Regions from separate parts of the Homo sapiens genome. Here region 2 is linked to region 1. Evidence: chromatin loops called from intact Hi-C (ENCODE). Cell type or tissue: heart left ventricle. All regions are shown on one strand. Links, peaks and the distances in the headings refer to the core of each region. The heading gives the core; the rest is flanking DNA.

Evidence for each region. A loop is a pair of places that touch in the nucleus more often than their neighbours do. Peaks named below come from ENCODE experiments on the same cell type or tissue, not always from the same donor. Only the 100,000 strongest peaks of a DNase experiment are listed, where the experiment ranks them.
Region 2: it touches region 1 in a loop (2.4-fold over the local background); 11 of 110 quality-filtered maps call a loop at or near these places.

What each region holds. Positions count from the first base shown.
Region 1 is chr1:212,617,537-212,624,669 of GRCh38, forward strand. ATF3 (activating transcription factor 3) reads left to right here. Exons shown (of 4, transcript NM_001674.4): 3 at 591-698; 4 at 1,822-3,239. The coding sequence ends at 2,019. It overlaps GARIN4 (golgi associated RAB2 interactor family member 4), which reads left to right and starts at 6,938. Exons shown (of 1, transcript NM_153606.4): 1 at 6,938-7,133. RefSeq lists a silencer at 4,091-4,385. In heart left ventricle, for the core only: no CTCF peak of the experiment used is centred there; no DNase peak of the experiment used is centred there.
Region 2 is chr1:212,494,494-212,501,626 of GRCh38, forward strand. No RefSeq gene overlaps it. Among named protein-coding and RNA genes, the nearest start is that of LINC02771, 25 kb to the left of the region's middle. In heart left ventricle, for the core only: no CTCF peak of the experiment used is centred there; no DNase peak of the experiment used is centred there.

The sequences.
Region 1 (7,133 bases), core at 3,577-6,076:
GCATGGGCCGATTAATGCCGCTTTGGTTGGGAATGGGCTTAGGTGCCTTTTCTACAGGAGCATCATGGGCTTCTCCCAAATTTGGGAAGCTGGTGCTCTGATGCTCCAGGTGAAGTCAGAGGTGAATGGGGTTGCCCTTGGGTCTTGAATTGAAGAAGAGGCCGGGAGTGGGTGGCTAGGTAATGATCCTGAGATCATTCCTGGTTCTCAAAGAAAGGAGATGTTTACCAGACAGAATCTGTTTCGGCTTTAAATGATTATAGTTAATACCAATAGTTATCAATTTGCATATTATCCTCATCTCAAAATCCAAATGCATTTTTAAAATTGGCTAACTTTTAATTTACTAATATATTGCCGGTATAATTTTAACTTTGATTTTTGTTGTTCACTCACGTGTGTGTGTGTGCGTGTGTGTGTGTGTGTGTGTAGGGGTTTTCACACAAAAGTCTAGAGCTTTAGTATTTCGGGGTCTTTTAGCGCTAGCATTGCCCTTGTCTGCCAGCTTTTGCTGGCAGTAAAAGGCAGTGTATTTGAGGTAGGTGGCATTTCTTACTGCCCTTTAAATGTGTTTCTTTTGGATTTTACAGGTAGCCCCTGAAGAAGATGAAAGGAAAAAGAGGCGACGAGAAAGAAATAAGATTGCAGCTGCAAAGTGCCGAAACAAGAAGAAGGAGAAGACGGAGTGCCTGCAGAAAGTGAGTGCCTTCTAGCCTTACCCTTCCTCTCGCTCACGCCTGTCTTCACCAGCTTCATGTGGCTATCAGAAGAAGAGTTAGAAAACCCCCTACTTGGTTATAGTTTCCCAAGAAGGGCCTTGTAGCTGGTAGCAGAAATGCCAGTTGCAGAATGAGGAGGTGGCAAAGCAGTTAACACAATGGATGTGACGGTGGATGTATAAAAACAGGTGTGTGAATTCGTCTGATGCCTGACTCCCAGCAGCCTCGGCCGGTTCATACATGTCCATCAGCTTCCAGGCTGCAGGACATGCCAGCCCAGTTAAAGAGGCTTCACTTGACTGTTTTCCTGAGAAAAGGAAGCTGCCAGCTCTCATTTGGCTCACTATGAAAAGCCTTTAATTAATCTCTTCAAACAAGTTATTTCCTTAATCCACAAGCAGTGGTTACACTTGCTTTGCATTCTTGTCTGGTTCCTAACTCTAGAGCCCTTCTCCCTGGCTTAGCCAGTAAGCTGAGCCCCTGGCTGCGTTCAGCCGGCCCGCCTGAGAGACACTAGGGGAAATAGCTTTTGTGGGCAAGCAGGGTGGCCGGTGGTGCTCAGCAGTCTTTCCAGTGGCTGTGTCCCTCCTCCAAATGTGGACAGGCCATGACAGAGTCTTAGCCCAAGTCCCACAGATCCCCAAAAGTTCTGTTGATTGCTTCAGGGGATCAGTGAAAATTAGGGAATTTTGTGTGTTGCTATATACATTTTTTCTGGGGAGATGAGCTTCTCATTGAGATCTGTGACTCAGAATCGACTAAGCCACCATAAGTCTGGATTTCTCCCCAGCTCCCAAGGCCCTTTTGGGTCCAGAAGACCTGCATATGGGCTGTTGACTCATGCAAATGAGGTATCTGAACTGCAGCTTCAGTATTAGCAGAGCCACAGGCCGCCTCTGTGGCATCACCAGGGTTTCTCTGAAGAAGAGGGTCTGCATTTTCCTAAACCCAGTGCTGCTCTCCCATCTCCCATCTTCCTCTCGCAGCTTGATGAGCCCCGGTGTGTCCCAGGTACACCCCTGCATCCAGGCAGCAGCCCAGGCCACCCCCTCCTCACTGGCCCTTGGCTCCTTTCTTGATGCCTCTGTTGCTTGTCCCCCAGGAGTCGGAGAAGCTGGAAAGTGTGAATGCTGAACTGAAGGCTCAGATTGAGGAGCTCAAGAACGAGAAGCAGCATTTGATATACATGCTCAACCTTCATCGGCCCACGTGTATTGTCCGGGCTCAGAATGGGAGGACTCCAGAAGATGAGAGAAACCTCTTTATCCAACAGATAAAAGAAGGAACATTGCAGAGCTAAGCAGTCGTGGTATGGGGGCGACTGGGGAGTCCTCATTGAATCCTCATTTTATACCCAAAACCCTGAAGCCATTGGAGAGCTGTCTTCCTGTGTACCTCTAGAATCCCAGCAGCAGAGAACCATCAAGGCGGGAGGGCCTGCAGTGATTCAGCAGGCCCTTCCCATTCTGCCCCAGAGTGGGTCTTGGACCAGGGCAAGTGCATCTTTGCCTCAACTCCAGGATTTAGGCCTTAACACACTGGCCATTCTTATGTTCCAGATGGCCCCCAGCTGGTGTCCTGCCCGCCTTTCATCTGGATTCTACAAAAAACCAGGATGCCCACCGTTAGGATTCAGGCAGCAGTGTCTGTACCTCGGGTGGGAGGGATGGGGCCATCTCCTTCACCGTGGCTACCATTGTCACTCGTAGGGGATGTGGAGTGAGAACAGCATTTAGTGAAGTTGTGCAACGGCCAGGGTTGTGCTTTCTAGCAAATATGCTGTTATGTCCAGAAATTGTGTGTGCAAGAAAACTAGGCAATGTACTCTTCCGATGTTTGTGTCACACAACACTGATGTGACTTTTATATGCTTTTTCTCAGATCTGGTTTCTAAGAGTTTTGGGGGGCGGGGCTGTCACCACGTGCAGTATCTCAAGATATTCAGGTGGCCAGAAGAGCTTGTCAGCAAGAGGAGGACAGAATTCTCCCAGCGTTAACACAAAATCCATGGGCAGTATGATGGCAGGTCCTCTGTTGCAAACTCAGTTCCAAAGTCACAGGAAGAAAGCAGAAAGTTCAACTTCCAAAGGGTTAGGACTCTCCACTCAATGTCTTAGGTCAGGAGTTGTGTCTAGGCTGGAAGAGCCAAAGAATATTCCATTTTCCTTTCCTTGTGGTTGAAAACCACAGTCAGTGGAGAGATGTTTGGAAACCACAGTCAGTGGAGCCTGGGTGGTACCCAGGCTTTAGCATTATTGGATGTCAATAGCATTGTTTTTGTCATGTAGCTGTTTTAAGAAATCTGGCCCAGGGTGTTTGCAGCTGTGAGAAGTCACTCACACTGGCCACAAGGACGCTGGCTACTGTCTATTAAAATTCTGATGTTTCTGTGAAATTCTCAGAGTGTTTAATTGTACTCAATGGTATCATTACAATTTTCTGTAAGAGAAAATATTACTTATTTATCCTAGTATTCCTAACCTGTCAGAATAATAAATATTGGAACCAAGACATGGTAAACATGTGTTGTGCTGGTTTCTGTTCATTTAAATCTGTCGGTTGCTGAGACCTAGCGATTCCCTGCCTTTCCCTCCCCATTATGGGGGGTGCCTAGCTTTAAACTTCTCCAGATGTCATCCTTTGCTCTTTGGGGCATCACTAGATGGGATAGTTGGCTTTCAGTCCTGTTCCTCAGTCTTGGGCACCTGATGCTCAATTTTTCATTGACAAACCCTGAAACATGGCACCAAATATATCCTTTAGATCAACAGTTTGGTGTTTAGAATTTTGATGTACAACTGAATTGCTAGATACCTTAATTATTTTCTCTGAATGTACAAACACCTAAAACATACACCTGTTGTTCAGCTTGAACCTTTGACCCCTAACATTCTGCCACAGAACTCGTCTCAGAGAGTTACTCACTTGAGTTACATCTGTTTCATGTCTAAACGTGTGTCTCATTGTTGCAAATACATATCAGAAAAGAATGGGAAGGGGTACCGGAGGAAGAAAGAACCATTTTAGACAGCATGGGTGTGATAATTCAAAGAAAGACATTCCACTGAATTTCCTGGAATTTCCAGGGCGTATGATTCCTTTGGCCTGCAAGAGAGCCAGGCCCCCTTGCTTTTTGTGCTTCTCTATAACATTCACAGGCTAGACATAAAAACTGGCCACTCGCCGCTGGTGCCATTCTTCAGAGAAGAATGTCTTCGTTAAATGTCAGATTCGTACACATGAATTCTGTGCCTACTTCTTTGACCTCATGTATGTTTCCTTTAAATGATCACTTAAGACACAGGTGTCTTCATTTTACTCTCTGAATTGCACATCAGGGGTCTTTCCTAATCCATCAAGAGCCATCTGATGTTAATACCATTCAGCACTTCTTTCAGGGGATAATTTATGTTCCTTTTCTTGGTGGAGGGGAAAACATCCCTTGCATTTACCTTCTAGTTATGGGTAGAGGCACCAGCCACCAGCCATTATGAAACGCAAGACAATTTGTAAGCTGCCAGGAACAACAATGGATTAGAGAGGAAGGAAGTTGGGGGCGGATGGTGGCTATGGCAAGAAAACTTGATGTGTATGGTAAGTGTAAATGAAGGTCTATCACAAATGCATTAAAAATTGTTTTATGTAGCCAAGTTTATGTTTTGATACTTTAATTTTAAAAAGGATGATGACTATGCATTTACCATCAAGGCATTTAGTTTCTTTTGTTTCACATTTAGAGGAAAGGGAAGGTGGGGGGATCTGAGAGAATAAACTTAGATGGGGCCACCACCAATATCAAGCACCCGGTTTGGCAGTGTCTGCACTGAGCTGTCTCCTGTTGGTAGTGGTGATGTCACACTGCCAGGGTGTGGAAAGCCACCCTCCCTCCTCTCTCTTGCCTTCCACCTGCCCCTTTGGCTTTCCCTGAGAGCTGGCCTGACACCTGTTTCAGAGTCAAGAGCTTTTAAAGGGTTCTGGCCCAGGACAGGAGTTCTGGAATGGAATCTTTCCACTTTCTGTTAACTAAAATACTATTTTCCATCTGTATCCTAATTTCTCCCCATGGGCTTTGAATAAACCCTCAACACTCCAACCCATATCAAGCTTTCTCCTCTCTTCCCTGTCCCGTAACCTCTGGTTGGGTTCATGTACTGTTTCTTTGTGGCGTGAACAGCGTTTCCAATTAGAATCTGCCTGAAAGGAGGTCCCATTTGCCCACTGAGCATCCTGTGTTCTCATGGTGGCTCTAACTCCAGAAGATTTTAACACAGTCTCATCAAACACTGCTTTCAGGGAGGAATTTACACTGAGGTTAAAAGGACTGTTGAGGACTAATGCTAACAGAAGCTAACATTTATTGCGTAGGACAATACACTAAACACTTCACATGTATTATCCCATTTAATCCTCACAACAACTGCTACCCCCATTTTACAGATGAGGGAGTGGAGAGCTCAGTAACTTGCTCGAGGTCTCACAGTGGATCTTTCCAAAGCTGAAGCCTATGCTTGTTTTCAACAGCAATGATTTCAAACAAGAGTATATACATTTGTGTGTGTGTGCGTGGTAAGATATACAAAAAATTTGCCATTGTAACTATTTTGAAGTGTACAATTCAGTGCCATTAAGTACATTCACAATGCAGTGTAACCATTACTATCTAGTTCCAGAACTTTTTCACTGTCCCCAAAGGAAATCCTGTACCCATTAAGGAGTCACTCTTCATTCCCCTTCCTTCCAGTCTCTGGCAACCACTAATCTGTCTTCTGTTTCTATGGACTTGCCTGCGCTGGATATTTTATGTAAATAGCATCATACAATATGTGGCCTTTCGCACAATACGGCTGGCTTCTTTCACTTAGCATAATGTTTTCAAGTGTCAGCCTAGCGTATTATGTAATAGTACCTTATTTCTCTTTATGGCTGAATAGTATTCTGTTGTATGGATACTATACTTTTTGTTTATCCATTCATCAGTTGATAGACAGGTGTGTGTATGTTAAGAAACAGCTAGCCTTTATCTTCAAGAACTGAATCTCTAAGGTAGGATTTCAGGCCTGATGTCAAGCTGGGAGAAAAGAGAGTTGGAAGCAGGTGCTCCTTTTCAGGACTTCCAGGTAACAGCTTGGAAATTACTTATTCCTGGGCTCGCTCTGTGGGCATGGCAAGGCAGGAGGTATAGTAGCACCTGTTCCCCATGGATGTAAATGGCTTCCAAAGTACTTCTGCATAGTAGAGAGGTTAGTAGAGGAGGGCCTTTGATAGGCTCCTGGAATGTAAGCTCACACTTTCCATCCTACCCTCTTCTCCCGGCATTTCACAGGGTAGGGGGTAAGAAGAGGCACGGGGCAAACACTGGGGGCCTTGAGAAAATATTTGGGCTCCCTGACACAGGATGTTGGTATAAACATGATGGAGGAGAAATAGAGGTGGCCCCTTGGATAATTTAATCCCCCACTCAGCCCAGCCCCTTTCTGAAGTGGTTGTCCTGGATTCTCCATAACATGCATGCATACACACACACACACACACACACACACACAGAATTAATTATGCAACTTATTTGGCTTGCCCAAGCTTTTTTTGTAAGTTCTGTAGTGGTTCAGAAGGAAGATTTTAAAAGCAGCAAGACCTGTATTCAAATAATACCTCCACTGCCTACGAGTTCTACAAATGCAGGTATGTTTCACAACTTCAGGTTTTTTTTACCTGTAAGATGAGAAGCGTTGCAATAGTATCAAACTGGAATGGAGTTTGATACATAGTATGGCGCCTAGAAGAAGCAATCTCTCATGTTATTATTAAAGGTTGAGGTTATTACTAAAGATTTCCATTGTCAGCATGAACTGAGATTTTATGGAAGAGTGGGCTAAGAACCAAGACTGCGAATTCTAGGTTAAAAAAAAATTTAAACCGTGTACTCAAATGGTTCAAATTTATCCCATCATCTTGCGTTCCTGTAGACTCTGCCTAGTTGCTGAATCTTTTGAATTTGGGGTGAGGAAGGGGAAGCAACCACACATTTTCTCATTTGAAAAATTTTTATTTTGGCACCCACTTGAGTACCTGGCACGGTGGGGCTGTCCTCTATGGGGGCAATGGAGTATTAGTGAGGGCATTGTGGCCCTGGCCTGGGGGATGAGAACAAAGGGGTATGTGACAGCAACAGGTCACAAAGGGAAGCAGAAGATAAATATGGCTGCACAGGGGGTTTAGGCAGAGAGGGTCGTCACTTCCTGTCACTAGGACTACAGTTTGTAGTCTCTCTCAGGGAGAGAGACTACAAACTGTAATTAAAAAAATCAGAGGTGGAGGTCAGGGGGTTAGGTCCAGAAGAAAACCTCTCTGGAGCCCACCCTGCATCTCTACGTCTTGGAAGAGTCTGGAGTCCAGGCACCCTACAGCACCCCCCAC
Region 2 (7,133 bases), core at 2,032-4,531, 120 kb before region 1:
GTCTGTCCATCTGAGCAAGGTGTGTGGCTGCATCCTCCTGGCCCTCATAGTGAGGACCAGCCAGCTCAGAGGACAGCCAACATCCTCAGAGGGTGCTAGCTATGTCCTCAAGGCTCCCTCAGGCCTGGAAGCCTTTCCTCTCCCTCTTCTCTATCAAGCCCCCATGCCTTGTTCATGACCCTGCTCAAAACTTTCCTCTTGAACCCACGAGCTAACTTGAAGGGGCTGCTGATGGCCGAAAATGAGATAGTTGGAGCCACAAAATAAATAATGATCACAATAGATTATAACTTACAGCATTTAAGGATAAAACAAGAAGTAATGAGTCTATACCAATAGAGGTAAATATTCGAATAAGCAAATAAACAGGCAAGAAGGGAGAGTTCTTCCTTAAAGCAGCATTATAATTAGTAGGAATTAGAAGGCATGATGGAAATAGAAAACACTTGGCAAACACTTACCATTATAGTTGTGTTAAGCAAGAATCATCAATGGAAACAAACACTCATGAGCGAAAATGTAGAGAAACAAGATGCTTACATTATCTCAAAGCGCCTTCCCATAAGATGGTTAGTAATTGCAAAGAGAAAAGTAGTCACTTTATAGTAGGAAAAATGTGGCAGACTCCACCTTAACCAGGTGATCAGAGTTAACATAATAAATAATAGAACATATCAACCTCATGTACCATCTGATATAATGTACCAAGAAAGGCACAACATAAACTTATGTGGTGCTCTTAAAAAATTTGGCTGAGCGTGGTGGCTCATGCCTGTAATATCAGCACTTTGGGAGGCTGAGGCAGGAGGATCGTTTGAGTCCAGAAGTTTGAGATCAGCCTGGGCAACATAGGGAGACCTTGTCTCTATAAATAATTTAAAAATTAGCCGTAGCGTGCTGTGGAGTGTGCCTGTAGTCCCAGCTGCTCAGGAGGCTGAAGTGGGAGGATCACCTGAACCTGGGAGGCGGACGTTGCAGTGAGCCAAGATCGTGCCACTGCACTGCAGCCGGGGTGACAGAGTGAGACCCTGTCTCAAAATAAATAAGTAAATAAATAAGTAAAGAAAAACATAAATAATAAATAAATAATTCACAACCTGAGGAAATACCAGCTAAACCCAAATTGAAGGACATCCTACAAAATAAGTGTCTAGTATTCTTCAAATGTTTGAAGGTCATGAAAGTGTAAGTGTAAGCTGAGGAACTATCCCAGACTAGAGGAAACAAGGAAGCTTGGCAACAAATGCTCTATGTGATCCTGGATCGGCTCCTGGTCAGATAAGGACATTTGTGGGGCAATTGACAAAATTTGAATCAGGTTTGTAGTTATGTCAATTTCCTGGTTTTGATGATGCACTGTAAACATGTAAGATGTTAACATTTGGGGAAAGTGGGTGAAGGGTATCGGGAATTTTTTGTACTATTTTTGCAGCACTTATGTAACTTAGAAATGGTTTTTGACAAAACAAAACAAAAACCTCTTCTGTCCAACTTCCCCAGAATCACTCCCACAGCTGTGTCACCAGCTACTTCACACGTTGCATTGCTATTGTTTACACATCTGTGTCCCTCAGGCTTTGAGTTCCAGGACAGGGACTCTGTTTCTTCAATCTTCAGTTTGGCCTCATTTTAGAAGTCACGTTTGGATGGAGGCTGGCTGTCCCTCTTCAGAACAACTCTCCACTCTACCCCTTCATTATCCCACAGTAAAAAGCAGCGCTGTCCACTCTGTTGCTCAGACAAAATCGTAAGGGTCACAGTTGACTCTCTTTTTGTCTCATCCCACGGTGGGTCCACCAGCAAGTCCTGTTGGAGTTCTGCCTCCAGAGTTTATCACCAACCAGATCACTTCCCTGCTCCTCCGCCAGACCCCTCATCTGAGCCTCCATCACTTTGCAGCTGAACCTGAGCCTCACCTTCCTAGCCGACTTTCCCCTGCCTCACCTTCAAGTCCACTTGGGGCAGCCAGAGGGATCTTTTCAAGGGGAAAGTAGGGTCTCACATCACTCTTTGCCTAAAACCATTCCCCGCATTGGTTTCCCAGCATGTACTATGAAAGTCCCTACCTGCTCTGGGGCCCTGCCTTCCTTCTGCCCTCAGCTTGAACCTGTCCACCCTCCCTCACCTGGCTCCAGACACACACCTTTCAGCTTTGCTGCAGATATGGCAGGTTTGTTTCCATCTCTAGGATGTGGATTTTCCCCGGCTTTTCCCACAACCATCTCCTTCCCAATATTCAGGTCTCAGCCCCAGTGTCACCTCCTCAGATAGACCTTACCCGATCTGGTAGCCAAAATCCTGCTCTTCCCCTAACACTCTTTGTCCCTATATTAGTTTGCAGTGGCTGCTGTAACAAAGTGCCACTAACTGAGTTACTTAAAAGCAACAGAACTGAACTGTGTCACAATTCTGGAGACTACAAGTCCAAGGTCAGGGTTGGTTCCCTCTGGGAGCTGTGGGGGAGAATCTGCCCCAGCCCTCTCTCCTGGCTCCTGATGGTTTGCTGGCGATCTCTGGTGTTCCTTGGCTTGTAGAAACATCGCTTCAGTCTCCACCTTTATCTTCACATGCATTCTTCTTGTGTACATGTCTGTCTCCAAATTTCTGTTTTATAAGGACACCAGTCATATTGGATTAGGGCCCACCCTACTGACTTCATTTTAATTAGATTACCTCTGTAAAAACCCTATCTTTTCATGCCACTGCACTCCAGCCTGGGCGACAGAGCGAGACTTTGTCTCAACAACAACAACAACAACAACAACAACAACAAAACCTATCTCCAAATAAGTGTACTAGGGATTCATGCAGAACCCCTAGTTTTTTTGTGGAAACATAGTTCAACCCATAACAGTCTCATTTCCATGTTACATTTAATTTACAGCCTTTATAACCATTTTGAAGTATATTGTTTACTTGTTTGTGTTCATTTCCTGTGTCCCCACACTATATCCAACATAAGCTACATGAGGACAGAAGTCTCCTCCAACCTCAGTGCTTGGTGCTTTTGCTCTGCACAGGGGGATCTAGCCTCTATTTCTACTGCATGGGTCAGGATACCTCTCTCAGGCTGCCCCAAATGAGAGGAACTAGCCCTGCCCTCACTCAGTTTCCACAAGCAGCCAATGGGATTGTTCCACATGCATTACTTAGCTCAGTGTCCAGCCAAAGGTTTGCAGCATCCAACCCTGGATCCAGCCATGAACTTCAGAGCTTCAGAAATGCCCTACATATAGTAAATGCTCAGTAAATACTTGCTGAAGGAATGAAGGCTGCATATAGTTTGGACTTTGACTCAGGTTGCGTGCCCTGCAGTCAGGGGGAACTATTAGCATAAGCTGATAGTTCCAGGCAGCCGCTGTGGAGCTAGACTGCTTGGGTCTGCGCTTGTGCTGTGAGATGTGGGCATGTTACTTATCTACTCCTTGCTTTGCTTTCTCCAACTGTAAAATGGGGACAATAATAAAAGTAATAAAAGTATCTCCGTAGTCGAGTTGTACAAAACGAGTTTACATATGCGGACAGAGTGCCTGGCTGAAGGTAGTGCTCCATGCTCACCCAGGCTTGGTCTGAAATCTGAGAAATGTCCTGGTAGCCAAAAGAACCAAAGCCCAGAGAGGCTTGTCGGGTCCATCAGGGATGCAGAAGCTCCAGGTTTCTGCTCAGGCCCCCGCTTCAGAATCCCCATCTGCCCCCAAGGAGAGAACAATTGAGCACTAGGGAGATTTTGACCATAAAAGCTTTTTTCAGTTACTAGCTGGGTGGACCTTGGGGTTTCATTGGTGCTTCTGGCTGATTGAGAAGGAAAAAGAGGATCTAACTCCTCCCACTCTTTCTGAACTCCTGAAGCGAGGTGTGGAGCTTCCAGATGACTCAAGCAGCGCCAGTTCCTTGGAATTAGCCACTCTGGCTCAAAACCATCTGTGTTGCAACAGGCTCACTCAGCCACCCCCAGAAAAGCTGACCCACCACTCACTCAACTGGCTTTCTGATAAGTATGCCTATATATAGCCATACTTACCGAGCTTTGTATAGATGCATGCACTTGGAAACCAGCAAAGCTAAAAATACCGCCTCCTCATACCTAATTTACTTATTTTCTGTAGGTTCCTTATTCTAAATTTATAGCTCAGGAGACTGAAAATTGTTGCCAGAAAGCAGTGACCTTTCTGTGGTCGTGGGCGGGAGGGGGACCAGAGGACAGGCCCTGTCTGGGAAACTTGGGGATTAGGTCTCAGTCCCAGCTCTAAAGGCAACGTGCTGTGATGCTTTGGGATATCCTCCCTCTTGCTGGGCCTCAGCATCCCTCAACCGAAGGAACAACTGAACATGATGGTGTAAGGTGTTTCTTTTGTCCTTCTATTCATTGGCACCCAGCTTGATGTGCTAAGTGCAATTGTACTCACGGGAAAAGTCAATACAGATACACCAGAGCCATTGATTTCTGTTCATTCATTCACTTGACAAATATTTACTGAGCACTTGCTATGTGTGAGACAATAATCTCTACTCTCAGATAACTTATAACTTACATTCAAGTCAGAAGAGACAAATAATAAACAAAATATAGTAAGCATTTAGTATGTTTGATTGTGATAAATGTCATGGAGAAAAATCAAAAGGAGGGTATAGAAGAAGGGTGTAGTTTTAATTAAGGAGGTTAGAGAAGACCCCACCAAAAGGTGTGGTTTTTTTTTTTTTTTTTTTTTTTTTTTTTTTTTTGAGACGGAGTGTTGCTCTGTCTCCCAGGCTGGAGTGCAGTGGTGTGATCTCAGCTCACTGAAACCTGTGCCTCCCGGGTCCGAGTGATTTCCCTGCCTCAGCCTCCCAAGTAGCTGGGACTACAGGCACACGCCATCACACCTGGCTAAATTTTGTATTTTTAGTAGAGACGGGGTTTTTGCTGTGTTGGCCAGGTTGGTCTCGAACTTCTGATCTCAAGTGATTTGTCCACCTTAGCCTCCCAAAGTGCTGGGATTACAGGTGTGAGCCACTGCACCTGGCCAAAACGTGGTATTTGACTAAAGACGTGAAATGCCCAGTAGTGCAGGGAGATAACCACACAGACACCGGGAGGAAGGGTCCCAAACAGAGAAGACACCAATGCCAAGGGCCCCAAGGGAGGAGCGTTGCCTAGTGAATTTGAGGCCACTGTGGCTGGAGCAGAGTGAGCAGGGAGACAGTGCTAGATGCTGAAAGCGAGAGGGAACATGGGCTGTTGTGATGACATTGGCTCTTACTCCAAATGGAAGGGGACACCATTGGAGGGCTTTGAGCTAAGGAGGGACCTCTGCTGACTTTTGCCTTCCCAGGGTGGTCTGGCTGCTGAGTTAGTTCACAGCCGACTGCAGAAGCACAAATGTGGAGGCCGAGAGACCTGTAAGGAGAGTATTGCAGACTAGGCAGGGGTGGTGGGGGAGATGGGGAGAAGTGGTCAGAATCTGTATGCAGCCTGAAGGTTTTGCTGATAGATTGGGTGTGGGGATGAGAGTAACAGAGGCCAGGTGTCACTCTAAGGCTTTTGGCCTGAGCAATGATGGAAATGCCATGAATTCAAGTAGAGAAGATTGTGGGAGGAGGAAAGACCAGGAACTCTGTTTTGGACCTGTGAGGTGGGAGATACCTCTTAGACCTCCCCGTGGAGGCCATGAGTGGGCAGTTGGATGAATGAGTCTGGAGTTCTGGAGAGGGTCTGTGCTGGACATACACATTTGAAAGTCATCTGCATGTACCTATACATGTTACATAAAGCCACAGTCCTGGGTGAGATCGCTGAGATGGGCCGTGTGGGTGTGTCCAAGCACTAACTCTGGGGCACATCCACATTCAGAGAGGAGGTGAGGAGGTGAGAAGAAACCAGCAAAGAGGGAGAGAAGAATCAGCCAGGGAAGCATGGGCTTCAGTTTGTCTATAACAAAGGGGGCCTTTAGGGTCCCCTCCTAGTTTTTCTCTGGGATGCTCCTGGGACGCAGGCTCCTAACTTAAGGTGTCCCTTGGTATGCTGGCATCCACAGCTGGTCACAATGAGAAGTGCGGGGAGTAGGAGGCTGGCAGCCCTGCTCCTCCTGTGGAGGGGAGAGGGCCCCAGGCTGGCAGGACGAGGGATGTGCTTCACTAGGCCTGGAGAGGCAGGAGCCGGCTTCGTCCTGACACTGCTTTCCCCCTGGACAAAGAGAAGCTTAGGTTTTCTCTTGTGACAGAAACCAAAAGAGGAATAACTGCTTGGGTTATTAACCATGAATATAGTTCTGAGCGTTTTTAACAAAAAGGAGCAGAGTGGTCTCTAACTGATATCTCTATTCACTTCTCCCTAGCACCTTGAGAATTTGAAAAACCTTTCTTCTTTGCCTGCCCAGAGATAATGCCCAAGTCAGGGTTTTCCTTAGGACCTCTAGGATCTAATAATGGACAGAGCAACTGGAAACAGCTGGAGTGTCAGGCCTGCAGGCTTCTGGGACTGAGAGTGCCAGCTTGGCCCTGCCAGGGTCTGAGCCTGACCTGATTCCAAATGGAACCTTGAATTGTTTCTCAGTGTGCCCACACTTCAGCTCAGCTAGGGCTTCCCAGCTTGTCTTACTACCACTAATTAGTCACTTTCATTGCATACTTACTGCATGCTATGGTTTGAATGTCCCTGCCAAAACTCATGTTGAAACTTAATTACCATTGCAATAGTATTTAGAGGTGGGGCCTTTAAGAACTGATTAGGTCATGGGGGCTCCATCATCATACATGAGTTAATGCCCTTATTATGGGAATGATTTAGTTATCTCAGGAGTGGCTTTGTTATAAAAGCATGCTCTCTCTCCCTTTCTCTCTCTCTTTCTCTCTCTTCTACACACGTGTTCTCTTGCTCTTCTGTCTATTTGCCATGGGATGACACAAGAGGAAGACCCTTGCCAGATGGCAGTGCCATTCTCTTGGACTTCCCAGTCTCCAGAACCAAAAGTCATAAATTTCTTTTCTTTACAAAATACCTAGTCTGTGGTATTTTGTTATAGCAGCAGAAAACAGACTAAGACACTGTGTCAAGGATTTGACATATAACACATTTTATCCACAAGAATCCAACTAAAAAACTCATAATGATTGAATTCAGATACAACAGAACTGGCTCCATGCTCTGCATCTCT